Regions from separate parts of the Mus musculus genome. Here region 2 is linked to region 1. A link is a contact called in ENCODE Hi-C data. All regions are on one chromosome and are shown on one strand. Each heading gives the region's core, a stretch centred on a gene start or an enhancer-like site at or near the end of the contact. The rest is flanking DNA. Distances are from core to core; before and after follow the strand shown. Region 1 holds the start of Stam (signal transducing adaptor molecule (SH3 domain and ITAM motif) 1). Region 2 overlaps Slc43a1 (solute carrier family 43, member 1).

What was found. A loop is a pair of places that touch in the nucleus more often than their neighbours do.
Region 2: a map of T-helper 17 cell shows a loop between it and region 1 (535-fold over the local background). The contact joins the enhancer-like site here to the promoter of Stam in region 1. A Hi-C loop is called at or near these places in 2 of 37 maps with a recorded cell type or tissue (T-helper 17 cell and regulatory T cell).

Annotation. Positions count from the first base shown.
Region 1 is chr2:14,070,508-14,076,668 of GRCm38, reverse strand. Stam (signal transducing adaptor molecule (SH3 domain and ITAM motif) 1) reads right to left here and starts at 2,569. Exons shown (of 14, transcript NM_011484.3): 1 at 2,333-2,569. The coding sequence starts at 2,372. It overlaps Stamos (signal transducing adaptor molecule (SH3 domain and ITAM motif) 1, opposite strand), which reads left to right and starts at 2,735. Exons shown (of 2, transcript NR_038162.1): 1 at 2,735-3,086; 2 at 5,889-6,161.
Region 2 is chr2:84,863,216-84,869,376 of GRCm38, reverse strand. Slc43a1 (solute carrier family 43, member 1) reads right to left here. Exons shown (of 14, transcript NM_001083809.1): 14 at 5,791-6,161. Among named protein-coding and RNA genes, the nearest start is that of Rtn4rl2, 20 kb to the left of the region's middle. Within about 2 kb of position 2,901, at least 1 of the 3 ENCODE cell types and tissues checked has a DNase peak (open chromatin) inside an H3K27ac peak, as active enhancers do.

The DNA.
Region 1 (6,161 bases), core at 1,320-3,819:
ACAAAGAAACAAAGGCAGAGAATAACCAACTAGCTTAAAGCCAGATTGCTGATAAGCAGCAAGCATGAAACCTGAACTTAAGCAAATCACTCCAAATTCTACTAAGCACTAAATCTCATAAGACTCTAAGAGAAGAAAGTCTTAATGGAGAAGAGCTGTTATTACTGCTCAGCATTTAGACACTGAAAAAAAGTGGGGGAGGGGACACTAAAAAGCTAAGCAGAAAACCAGAAAAGGGCTGATGACCTACAAACCTATGGATAAAGCACAGAAGAAAAATGTAAGACATCAATAAAAAACTGGATGAGGAACTGGCTGTTGGGATCGGTAAATACAAATCAGTAGGGACCTGATGGCACAAAGTATCTTTATAATTCAGAGTGATTTCTAAAAAAACATGTCTAACAGGCTTAACATAGTTTCAACTCAACAAGCACTTATTCAAAGCCAACTATGCAGCAGCCATCAAACAAGGAGCAAAATAAAGAACACATTGATATGTAATGTTTAAGACAAAAATGCTGAAATTTGTAGAACATGGGGAAGGTGAAAAATCACTGTATTTAAACAGCCCCCGAGACATTAAGTCATGTCTTTTAAAGTCATGACTGGCTGTGAGATGTTACTGGCATCCACTGAGTGAAGAGCAAATACAAAGTTAACAGCCTTCATGTATAGAGCATAACCTCCTTAAGGATTTTATCTATTCCAAACTGTCAGTAACACTGCTACTTATAAACTCCAGGTTGCAGGAATCAGCAAATAATTCAGGTACAACAAGTCAGACTCTAAGTTGACCTTAAAGCATGAGGACATATGTGTGGAAAGACACATGAAATAACAGAAACAAAAGTATAAAGGCAAGAAGGGGCCTGTGTTTGGACTGGGCGGTGTAGGTAGCAAGAACAGGTTTAACATCAAGAAATCCATCTGAATCCACTGCAAATGTGAGTTCAAAAAAAAAAAACAGAAAGAATACATATTAGGCCCTGGGTTCCATTTCCAATACCACAAAAAGGAACAAGCCAGGAGAATATAAGTGTGACTGATTAGCAGAAAGCAAGATCATATAGGATCACTATAGGTGCCAGGAACAGAGGCAGCAAATATTGTTTTATTATAAGCATTTGTCCTAAAGACTGATGTAACAAATTGTAAAACAGCCAAAGAGCCGCAATGAGATGGTCTTCATGGTTGCATTTCTTGTCAATGAACACTGTGTTCAGTAAGTACTGGTGCTAAGCACTTATTAAACACAATTTCCCAATTCATTACTTATTTAGCACTATTGATGATTTCTAAAGTTCCATCCACAGCTCAGATTCAGGACATTCAACTGAATCACTATGAACCAGGCAGGAAGCGGCAGTAATAGTACATTTTCTCCAGTTGGCAAAATGTAAAATTCACCTCTAATAAACAAAATTCATAAAGTAACTCTCACAAGTTATCCTTACATTCTTTTACTACAGTTATGCTTAAATTCAGCCTGTGGGACTGGATGGTATTGGTTCGCTTTCATTCCACACTATGCTGCCAGTGTAGTTCAATGTAATGCATTCAAAAACATCCCAAAATTCTTTCAAGAAATTCAAATCAGGTCTGAAAAATAGATAGCTAACCTGTTAAATTGGTATGCTTGGTACCTAATACCAATGATTCAGACAACAAAAAATTTAGCATTTCAGACCCCATCCTAGAATCAAAATCCTCTTCCACACTTCCCCAAAGGCAGAGGCCCAGCCTGAAAAAGGCATCCCAAAGGCTCATGTCTGCGTTTTCAGTTGTTGCCAAGTAATCCATCTCCATCTCTTCCAACATTTCAACCTACCAGTACGTAACCAGACCTCTCTCCTCCAGGGACCGTTATAGGGCTATTTAAAAAACCCTTTAAGTAACCTTACCTAAAACATTCTGCCAGTTCCATTGGGCCAGGCAAATACTTTGGCGATAGAGCATATAATCAATCTGCTTAAGCCAAGATACGTCTGTCCTTCGCTCTTCTCCCAGAAGCCATGCCCCAGCGGCAGATGGCTTCGTCGTCTGTTCCTCCCGAGGCAACCCTTTACCCCGAATCCCTTAAGCGATTCCTTCAAAGCTCCCCCTCCCCAAGTCCCTTACCAAGGCCCATTAGAGAGGTTCTAAGTCCCATTTCTTCCAAAGAGGATGCGCCAAGCGCTCAACCCTCTCCCAACTCTGAACGAAGGGGCCCCGGGAGAGAAGAACGTGGGCTCGGCCTCGGGAATCCAGAATGAACGAACGCAGTGGGACGGGAGTCGGCGCGGGCTCGCAGTCTCGGGGGGCACCCACGGGGGGCGGTGAAAACACTTACCAACATCCTGGTCGAAGGGGTTGGTGGCAAAGAGAGGCATGTCCGCTGCGTGCCGAGGTGTCCCCGGGGACTGCCCCTCGACCCCGCGGCACTCTAGGGGTGACGGAGAAAGGAGGCCCCTCAGGTACAAACACAGCAAGGGCGCCTGCCTGCCAGTGCAGGGTCCCTCTCAGCCCCTCCTCTCACCCACCCCAGCAACAGAGGCGGCGGCGGCGGCAACAGCCGAGAAGCGGAACAGGCCCCCGCGCGGGGCGTGTCGGGAATGTAGGCGACTTGAGCGCTGCCTGAACACTGCCCGCTCCGGGTCTGGCCAGAGCCCGCCGCCTCCGCCGAGGCCCACGCGATGAGCCGCCGCTGTCTCTTCCTCTGCTGAGTTCCCGCGTGCCCGTGGGGTTAGCGGCTAGGTTCTCGGCTTTTCCATGTCCCCGGGCGTCTCGGGAGGACGAGGTCCTTCAGGCGCACCGAGGCCGACTAAGAGCCTCTAGAGTGAATAAGAGACTGGGAGAGGGAGAGGGTTCAGTTTGGGTCCAGCCAAACCCTTAATTTTTAACTCCTTGGGTTTATTCGATGGGTTGTTGTGATGTTGCAATCCCTCTAGAAAGTCAGGCAGTCCTTTGGGTTACCCGAGGAAAATGTTGAGCGCGCTCGTCGAGGGTTCATGGAAGTTGCTGGGATTGGAGTCATGTGAGCTGGTGGAGCTGGCCTGAATCCCTTGGAGGGAGTGTCGAGGCGCACAGCCTCTCGAGAGGCTGAGGTAACGCTGGCTCATTCCCCAGCCTGAGATCAGAGGGAGCCTTCCTGGGTGTGGGCTCCGACTGACTAAACGTGCAGTCACTGAGTCCCTGAGAAGATTAGACCTTCTCAGCCTGAGATAAGCACGCACACCCAACGGCAGAAATTGAAAAAAAAAAAAAAACACACACACACACATGAAAAATGGAGCCAGACATTGATGAGGACTCTTGGCAACTTAAAATGTTGATTTGGTGATCTAATTTGTACATATGTATGTAACGCACGCCCCCTCCCCAGCTCCCAACACACACACACACATTGTCCTCTAAATCATGTGAAATCTAAAGAATCATCTCTTGGAAATATTACGTAAAGTTAGCAAGTCGGTCTTGCACATGCACTGAGATTCGGTAAAAAGTGCCCAAATAGGGACCCTTACAAAAAGGGAAGCTTATAAACATGTCAACAAGATTTGTATAACAGTACAAACAGCTTGCTTACTAAACAGTTAAAGTCGAATTTTGGAGGAAGAGGAGCAAACTAAAGCATCGGTTAACGTTTTCAGTCATTTAAAACTAAAAGAATCCAAGGGATGGGAAACAAAGTTGCCTGATGGGGTATAAATTACAGCATTCTTAAGAGAAAGGATGGGAAGTATATAGCCAGCTTTTGGAAATGTGCCTCTGGTTCCAGTTATTCTGAATTTTAAATCTTACAGTCTTTTAAAACATGAACCAAGATATTAATGGCAGCGTTGTTTACAATATCAAAGTTTTGATGACCGCTAAACTGTCCGACATTAAAGAGATTGGACAAACTCCTCTGTCTGTTTCCTCATAAATAAGAAACGGAAATGACAAACCATTGAAGATGAAATAAATTACTAGAAGCAAATCCCCTGTAATAGTGTCTAGCATATAGTAAGCACTCAAGTGGAATCAATAGTTATAATTGTACTTATTTGGCCATTGAAAGTAAGAGCATAGATGTGTATTTACATAGACATCTGAGTGGATAAGAGTTTAAAAGGCTTTAAAGACTGACTGAGGATGAGCCTCAGTGATGGGGTACTTGTTTAGAATGTGAGAGGCTCTGGGTTCTGACCTTGGCACTGAAAAAGAAAAAAAAAAAAGCCTTCAAATATATGTGAAAAAATTCTACAATTTTAAACAACCTGAACGAAAATATTTTCTGAGTAACTTAATGAGCATAATTTTTCTTTCAAAGGGGTGGAGTTAAAATATAAAAATGTGACAAATGTCAGACATTAACGCCACCATTTTCTTAAGATTTTTGAAGTGCTTTTGTGTCATTATGAGAAGTATAAAATCTTCCCACTATTGGTATGGGAAGCAGAGCATCGTCTCTCAATAGACTTTTCTCTTGATTACTGCGCTGACAGAATTAAGTGTCAACTTATCCATTTAAAATGATGGGCCAGTGCCTTAAGTACCTTATCATAATTGCCCTGACTCAGAGCCAGATGGTTATGAAAATATATTTGGGCATGCTTCTAATCCAGTAATAAAATCAAATTGTTAGGTTGTTACCTAGCAAAACACTACTTTTCAAATTTGAATCATCAATATGTGAAAATCAGAAATAACATATATTAGTATGGATAACATTAACCATGTATTCTGACATAGAAGAATGACTTTGCTATTGGGGATCTTTATTATGTAATATGCTATGAAATAGAGGTTTTAAAAATAAGAAATGTTATATGTACAAGAAAAGGCAAATATAAAAGGTGGCATGGCTTTGTATTTTGGGGTTAACTTGCCATATTACCTAAAATACTGAAATTACTCATTTTATTTTTAATAACAGTTTCTTAAAAGACATTTTAGAGACTTGATTTCACATTAAAATGTTTCTATAATATGTTTAATAAATTCCACAGTTAATTTTGAAATGTCATATCCCTTTAATTAAATTGATTTTTAAAACTGTTCTATATTATAAACAAAGATATCTGTGTGTAAAATGGAGTAGCTTCTGGAAATTTTTCTGTTATTATAATAACCCAAACTAATTAATACACTCAACCTATCTGTTAACTACTTTATATTACATACTGATTTTTCTAACATATAAATATGATATCATTCCTTCAAAACTCTTATATGATTTCTCAATCAGCCAATGAGTCAATAAATATTTATTAACTCCTTATACCTTTGAGGTATCTATATGTTAGAAATAATATAGGATACATATCAGGAAGAGAGTCCTTAAGTTATTGTCCGATTATGGGTGTGCAGAGAGTCTCCTCCCTTCAAAGTCAATTCATTTTTTAAAATAGAGCAAATGTAGAATTCTTAAGAAAAAGTGAGAAAGAATGTTTAAGAATGGGAGGCGCTCTAAGGGAGGAATATTTAACCTTAGTACTACCATTACATCCTTAATGCATTGGACTTGCTTGCCCCTTCACTTCATATACTCTAGTTTTTTTCTGAACTATGACAGCAGTCCAGATGTCCCATGCCTCCCACATCCTTAAACAAACAACTTTTACCACTTTTCTTGTATTTAGAAATCTCTGGACCTTCTCTCAATCTCCACTTAGGAGACACTGACAAAAAGCCTTTCCAAATTCAGTACGTTATAAATAATGATACATCATAAGTTTTTGCTAATTAATTGACTGGTCACTTCTATCACAGCAGTCAGTGGGGTGATGTTTGTTCCACATATTGATTTCTACATAACACATTCTAAGTGTAGCCTTTTAGTGTAAGAACAATAATTTATTTTGCTTACGAATCAAAAGTTTTGTCAGACCTCACTATGAACAGCTTGCCTCTCCTCCTTTCAGCATCAACAGGACTACTACAGTGACTGGGATCACTACAGCTCGTTTTCAATATTTAACAAAGTTGCTCAGAGTCTGTCTGGCAATGGATGCTGGAAGTTGGCTGAGTCACTGGGGCTGTCTGCCGCACCAACTGCACAGAACATGCTATGTATCGGCTTGGCTTCTCCCAGCATACTGAATGGACATAAGTCAGAACGTTTCAAGAGACAAGAGAACGCCTCACATTCCTTAAACTGTGGACCAGGAAGTGGGGAGAGGGTCACTTCAATCATA
Region 2 (6,161 bases), core at 1,652-4,151, about 71 Mb before region 1:
AAAATCCATTCACCTCCCACATTCTGTGAGTGTGTCCCCATTCTGCATGCTTCATTTTTTTCCCCCAGACACCCAGTGTGGTTGGCTTTAGCTCCTCCCTTCTCTAATCTCCTCCATCTAGTCAGTTCCCAAGCCCCCCTCCTGGCTCCTGTCCATCTTCTCCTTCCTAGCCCCTACCACCTCCCTGCTGAAGCTCATTACCTCATGCTTAGAATATAAATGAAAAGGGAAGTCAGCTCTACTCAGCTTTTTCTACACTCCCACCCTCCAACCCAGCCTGCCCACAGTTACCAGACCTCATCTGGCCAGACTGTACACTGTGTCACTATGTCACTCTGGAACCTATCGTGGCTCCCCCACAGCCTTCAGACTCAAGGTAAAACACCTCATCCGGGGATCAGAGGAGTTTCTCTGTCAGGAAGAAGCTGCTATTCAAACCTCCTTGCCTTGATGGCCAACAGCCAGCCTCAACAGCCAGCCTTCTCTAAAGCTTGAATGTTTGTGGCCACCTGGCTTGGTATGCTAGAAACCCAGAAATCTACTTTCAGTGCTCCCTAAAGTTCTTTCATCTCCCCCAAACTAGGAAACTCCTCCCTGCTCCTCCTCAGATAACAGACTACAGAGCTCTTCCTCAAAGCCGAGGCTGCACCTTCCTGCCCATAGGCAGGGCTCTTTTCATTGCCCTTCAAACTACAGAGATGAAGTAGCCCAGAGGATGGCTGCCCCCTACTGGCCGTCACGGGAAGCACAGACAGGCTTTGTCACCACAAACTGCCGAGTGAGCATGCAGTCTCCTGGGGAGAGGAGTAGAAGGACGCCAGATGACAAGCTTCATAAGCCCTTAAGCTTCTCAGGTTCTTTCACTCAGACTGGGGGTGAGGGTGTTTTCAGCCCGGTTTTCTGAGCAGCTGGCTCCCCACTTTAGATCTCTAATCTGTTAGAGAGCTCTTTTATAAAACATGAAAAAAAAATGGGGCTTCCAGGACCCTTTAGAAGGGAAAGTTGGCCAACAACTTTTGAAAGGCCACAAAAGCAGAGCCAGACCAGGTGGCAGGCCCAAGGTCCAGCTGGGGTCAGGTTTCTCTATGAATTTTTAATGCTTCCAGCCAAACCTGTCAGATGTCCTGAAACCTGAGCATCCATCTCCTTCCTTCTGTACCAGACGCCCTTGTCTATCCCACTGTTCCTGGGGAGTGGGCCAGAGAGGGAACTCTGGGATCGCTATGCTCAAGGAAAGTGGTTTGGGGTAGTAGAGGGTTCTCCTACTTCCTAGCTATGTGACCTTGGCAAATTACTTCTCCCGATATCCCTTTTTGTTGGTATTGTTGGTTTGGACATCTGGGTGGGGGAGATCTCTGATATAACTGAGTTGTAGTTGGGGAGCAAGCATCCAGCAGGTCGCAGGAAAGGGGAAATAGCCTGTATTTGTCGGCACCATCTTCCCACAAGCCCTGTCTCTTCTCATCTTCTTTTCTTCCACCCCTAGAAGTGGCTTTGCCTCTTTGTTTTGAAGGTAGGGCTCCAACTGCTTTTGTTGTCTCCAGTCACCTCCAAAAAGCCTGAGCCTCAAATTTCTCCCAGGAGCTACAGATGAGAAGAGAGGAGAATGTGGATCAGAAAGTCAACAGTAGAGAGCTGATGAGTGGGGAAGTAGAGATGGGGCAAAAGAGGGGAGAACCCTGAGGTGGGGCAGGAGAGAAAGGGGGCCATCTTAGAGAAGAGCCAGGGGCAGACTCACCCTTTTATCTCGGATTCTTCCCCTCCCCCTTCCCTGTTGCCTCCGCTTTCTTTTTTTCCACCTGGCATCTTCTCCAGGCCAGATATCATCACACCAGAGACAGCCATAGTGTGCGGGGGGGGGGGGGGGGGGGGGCTGTAGAAGGAACTGGGTCCCTATTTTTTTCAGTCCATTTAGCCTTTGCACTGTGTTTCAAAGGTAAGGGCCGTTTTATCTGATTAGGAGGGAAGCTGGTTCCTGAGCCCCCTCGACCGACCAACCGACCGCTGCTGAATCAGATAGCTGGGGGTGCGGGAATCTGCTTTTTTTTCAAGCGGGGAGCTACTGTAAGTGCACTTAAGACTGAGAATCTTGTGAGTGGGGAGGGGAGGAAAGAGGGGAGCAGGCAGCAATGCAAAAGAAAGTTAGAGGTCCTCCCCAAACATACACACATGGAGGAAGCTGTGAGTGAGAATTCTGTGTAGACAGTGGGTACAAATAAAAGATGGAGGATGATAGAGACAGACGTGCTTGCCTGTAAACCCAGTACTAGGGTGGGTGGGGCAAGAGCATAGCAATGAGTTCGAGGCCAGCCTGGGCTATATAGGGAGTTCCAGGCTAACCTGAGCTAGAAATTGAGATCCTGTTTAAACAAAAACACAAGACAGATACTATGAGGAGTGAAAAAAGAGGGATCCAGGTCATATAGGGGTGGGAGGTGGCCAAGATGAGTCTGGGAAGTAGCCGGGGGCAAGACTTTAACACATGCAGGTATGACCACCCATGGCCACCTGAGATTCTGCACTGCTGGACCCAAAATTCAGAGAAGGACAATCACAGACAAACCCTCGCTAGTTTTCTGAGAAGGACCAGAGAGCAAGCGTTTCATTCCTCAAGACCAGTATGCCTCTATAGGGTGAATCCCAGGAATCTATAGGTTCGTGTGTGTCACCTCCTTAACCAGGGCCCTCTGCACCCGCGGGGATTCAGCTGTGTCCAGCATCCTTCTGACCTGTTCTCTCCGGCAGCCCCCAGTCCCAGCTCATCTGCATAAAGTTCCAATTAACACGTTTCCCCAGAGCTGTTTGCGATCCCTGAACTCGCTCCCAACCCAGAGAGCGCTTCCTGCCGCCCCCTCGTCCCTCGGATCGCAGCCCCATTAACCCCTGAGCCCCAGGCGGTTCCCCGTGGCCTCTAGCCAGTCCCTCCGAAGGAGCAAGCGAGCCCGGGACGCATCCCTGGGCGGTGGACCTCTCAAAGGGCGGGGCAGAGGCTGGGGCTCCTTGGGAAACCACAGGCGCTTGCCCGCCCCTCTTTCTGGGAAGAGATGAGGAGGGGGACTTCTCCCGGGAGACTCGGGCGTCGAAATTCCTCGTTCCTCATCCTCCGGCCCCCGCACCCCTCCTCCCGGCAAGGCACCCTCTCCCCTCCCCAGCCATCTGTTCCTCTAGGCAGCGCCGCGACAAACACGGCTCTAGCTTGCTTCCGTCCCTACCCAGCCCCCTCCCCAAACTCTCCCATCCCCAGGAATGGAACAATGATGACACCCCTCTCCTAGAAGGTCCACACGTCGACCTCCACCTCTCACTCAGCCCCTGCCTCAGCTGCGCAGAGTTAGCTGTGGAAGTCCCTTTCCTCCGGAGGGTCCGTGGGGCCTGAGAGAGAGTGCAAGACTGGTGGGTCTGGGAAGAAGAGACGTCGAGAAAGGGCAGAGCAACCAGAGGTAGGGAAACTGAGGCATAGGTGCCAGAAGCGTGGATTTCAGCACAGTGGTCGGGGGTTCCCCTACTGGCTTGCCACCCCCTACTTGGCCACCCTCAAACACGTAGCGCCGCCTGCTGGGCATACTGAGTACCGCGCGCCCACACGCTGGGCTTCCACCACCTGCCTTCATCAGAGAACTGACTGGTGGGATGCCAAACAGGTCACTAGATGGCTTGAGGCTCACAAAATTAGAGTCCTGGGCAGAGAGCAGGGAGACCCCGGCAGGGCCTTTGGGAGCTAGCCAGCCTCACTGACAGGATTTCTCCCATTCTGAGATTGTGTGTGTGTGTGTGTGTGTGTGTGTGTGTGTGTGTGTGTGTGTGTGCACAAAAGGCCACATAGAGAGTCAGGAGTCTGCTTAAAGCAACCATCTGCTGCGTGACTTCTCTCCAGACCTCGTGCAGTTTTGTCATTTGAAGATGGGTGGGCCATTCTTTATTTATTCCTCAAGAGAACTCAGAACGAGCAGGGAAGCACAGCTTATTTGGAATGTTATCTTCCAGCCCTAACATTTGGGGGGGGGTCCTCCATGGGGTAAGGGTCAAGAGAGTGGATCCGGACTTTTACTGGGGTCACTCCAAAGTCAGAGATAGTGGTGCTAATCAACCAGCAGTTGGGAAGCTGAGGCAAGAGGATTGAACATGGGAGGCTAGTCCCAGCTACAGTGAGTTCTCTAGGCTAGTTTACCTTAGGCTGACATGCGAACCCTGCAAACCTACTAACAAGTCACCCATCCCAGAGAACTAGTACACCTGGGTAATCCCTTCTGCCCCTGACTGCCAATGGGATAGGCTTCTGTAGTCATATTGCTACCTGCCCTTGCCTGAACACTCTGCCTCTGTGTACTGCATGGCTTTGCCTTCATCTTTCTAGGTGTTTTCCAAACCCCACAAAGCAGTGAATTACTAACCTCTCTGACTCTAGGGGGGGTGGTGTGGATGACAGATTCTCAGCAGGCATCCGTGGTCCTGTCAGTCTATGACTAACTGCTAAGACTTTATGTCCCAAGGCACAGACCAGTGGTGGCCTGGGATAAACAAGGTCACATCTTCCTGGAGTGTCGCTCAGTACTTAAGATGGTGTTCTCTTTACATGTGAGTAATTCTAAAGCCTCCCTTTAATGTTTAAAGTAAATGTAAAAATAGCGGAACACAGCTCAGAATTTGCCTGATGTCTTAAGATAAAATAGGAGGCAACAAATAGGCATTGCATTCTGCAGGCCTCAGACATGTGCCTTGGTGGCAGAAAGGTTTGAATCATTCTTTAATGTCTCCTCTCTCTCTCTCTCTCTCTCTCTCTCTCTCTCTCTCTCTCTCTCTCTCTCTCTCTCTGTGTGTGTGTGTGTGTGTGTGTGTGTGTGTGTGTGTGTGTGTGTGTGTCTGAAGCTCAGGCTGGCCTGGAATTTACTATGTAGCCCAGGCTAGTTTCACACTCATGGCAATCTTCCTACTTCAGCCTTCAAGGATCCACCACATCTGGGTCTTAAGTATGTCCTCCTTAAGCATTTGCCATTGTTTCTTGTAAGGAGAAAGGGCAGCTTGTGAGGTAGAGTCTAAAACCCTGGGGAGACAGAAACTGAACTTCCTTTAGACACTAATGTGTGGTGAATGAGCATGGCCTCTATAGGCTCAGAGATCTGAATACTTGGTCCCCAGCTGGTGGAACCCTTGGGGAAGGATTAAGAGGAATAGCCTTCTCCAGGAGGTGTGTCACTGGGCTTTGAGGTTTCAAAAACCCACACCATTTCCATTTAGCTTTCTCTCTTTTTCCCTTGATTGTTGTCTCCTAATGTGAGCTCTCAGCTCCTGCCCCAGCACCATGGCTGCCTCCTGTCATGCTCCCTGCTGTGGAAGTTAGGGACTCAAAGCCCTCAGAAACTGTAAGTTCCTTCAAACTCTTCCTTTTTTAAAGTCATCATGGTGTCTGTACAACAGGAAAATAACTAAGACAGATAGCAAGGCAGTAAGTACATAGTTGAGAAGAGGAAGATGGCTAGACAAATAATGGTCAGGCAGACAGACAGACAGACAGACAGACACACACACTAACACACACACACAACACACACATTGTATTGTTTTTCAAGGCAGGGTTTCTCCATGTAGCGCTGGCTGTCCTAGAACTCACTCTGAATACTGGAGTGTGAGCAATCAGGTCCTCTGGAAGAGCAACCAGGGCTCTAAGTACTGAACTATCACTCCAACCCCACCAAGCATCCTTCCTAAAGGCCCAGCCAAGCATGGGTGAGGCAGAGGGATAGAGTTCTGGAAAGACAACAACCTACTCCTCCAGTCACAGATACACACCAGCCAGATTTCATTTCCCTTTTTATTTCCTCTAAGACCTGTAAGAAACAGCATCAGGGAGGGAACCCGCCCTCCAGCCCCCACACCCCATCCTGGATACAGCCAGCCCCTCAGTCCTTCTCCTGCAGGAAAGGATGCAATATGCATGTGCGTAACATATATGTGTGCACACTTGGCGGCTGGAATCTTAGTGTGGTCTGTTCACTGATCCCATGAGTTTTCAGAAGGCAACTCCACAGAGGCTCCTAGGCCAAGTGTGGAGAAAGGGCAGCCCCACACTTTCTTTTCAAAGACGATGGCCCAATACCACTGGAACGGGCACTGTCTTCAGTTGATGGATAGCTTGGTTGGGGGGAGTTTTTTAAGGGCTGTTT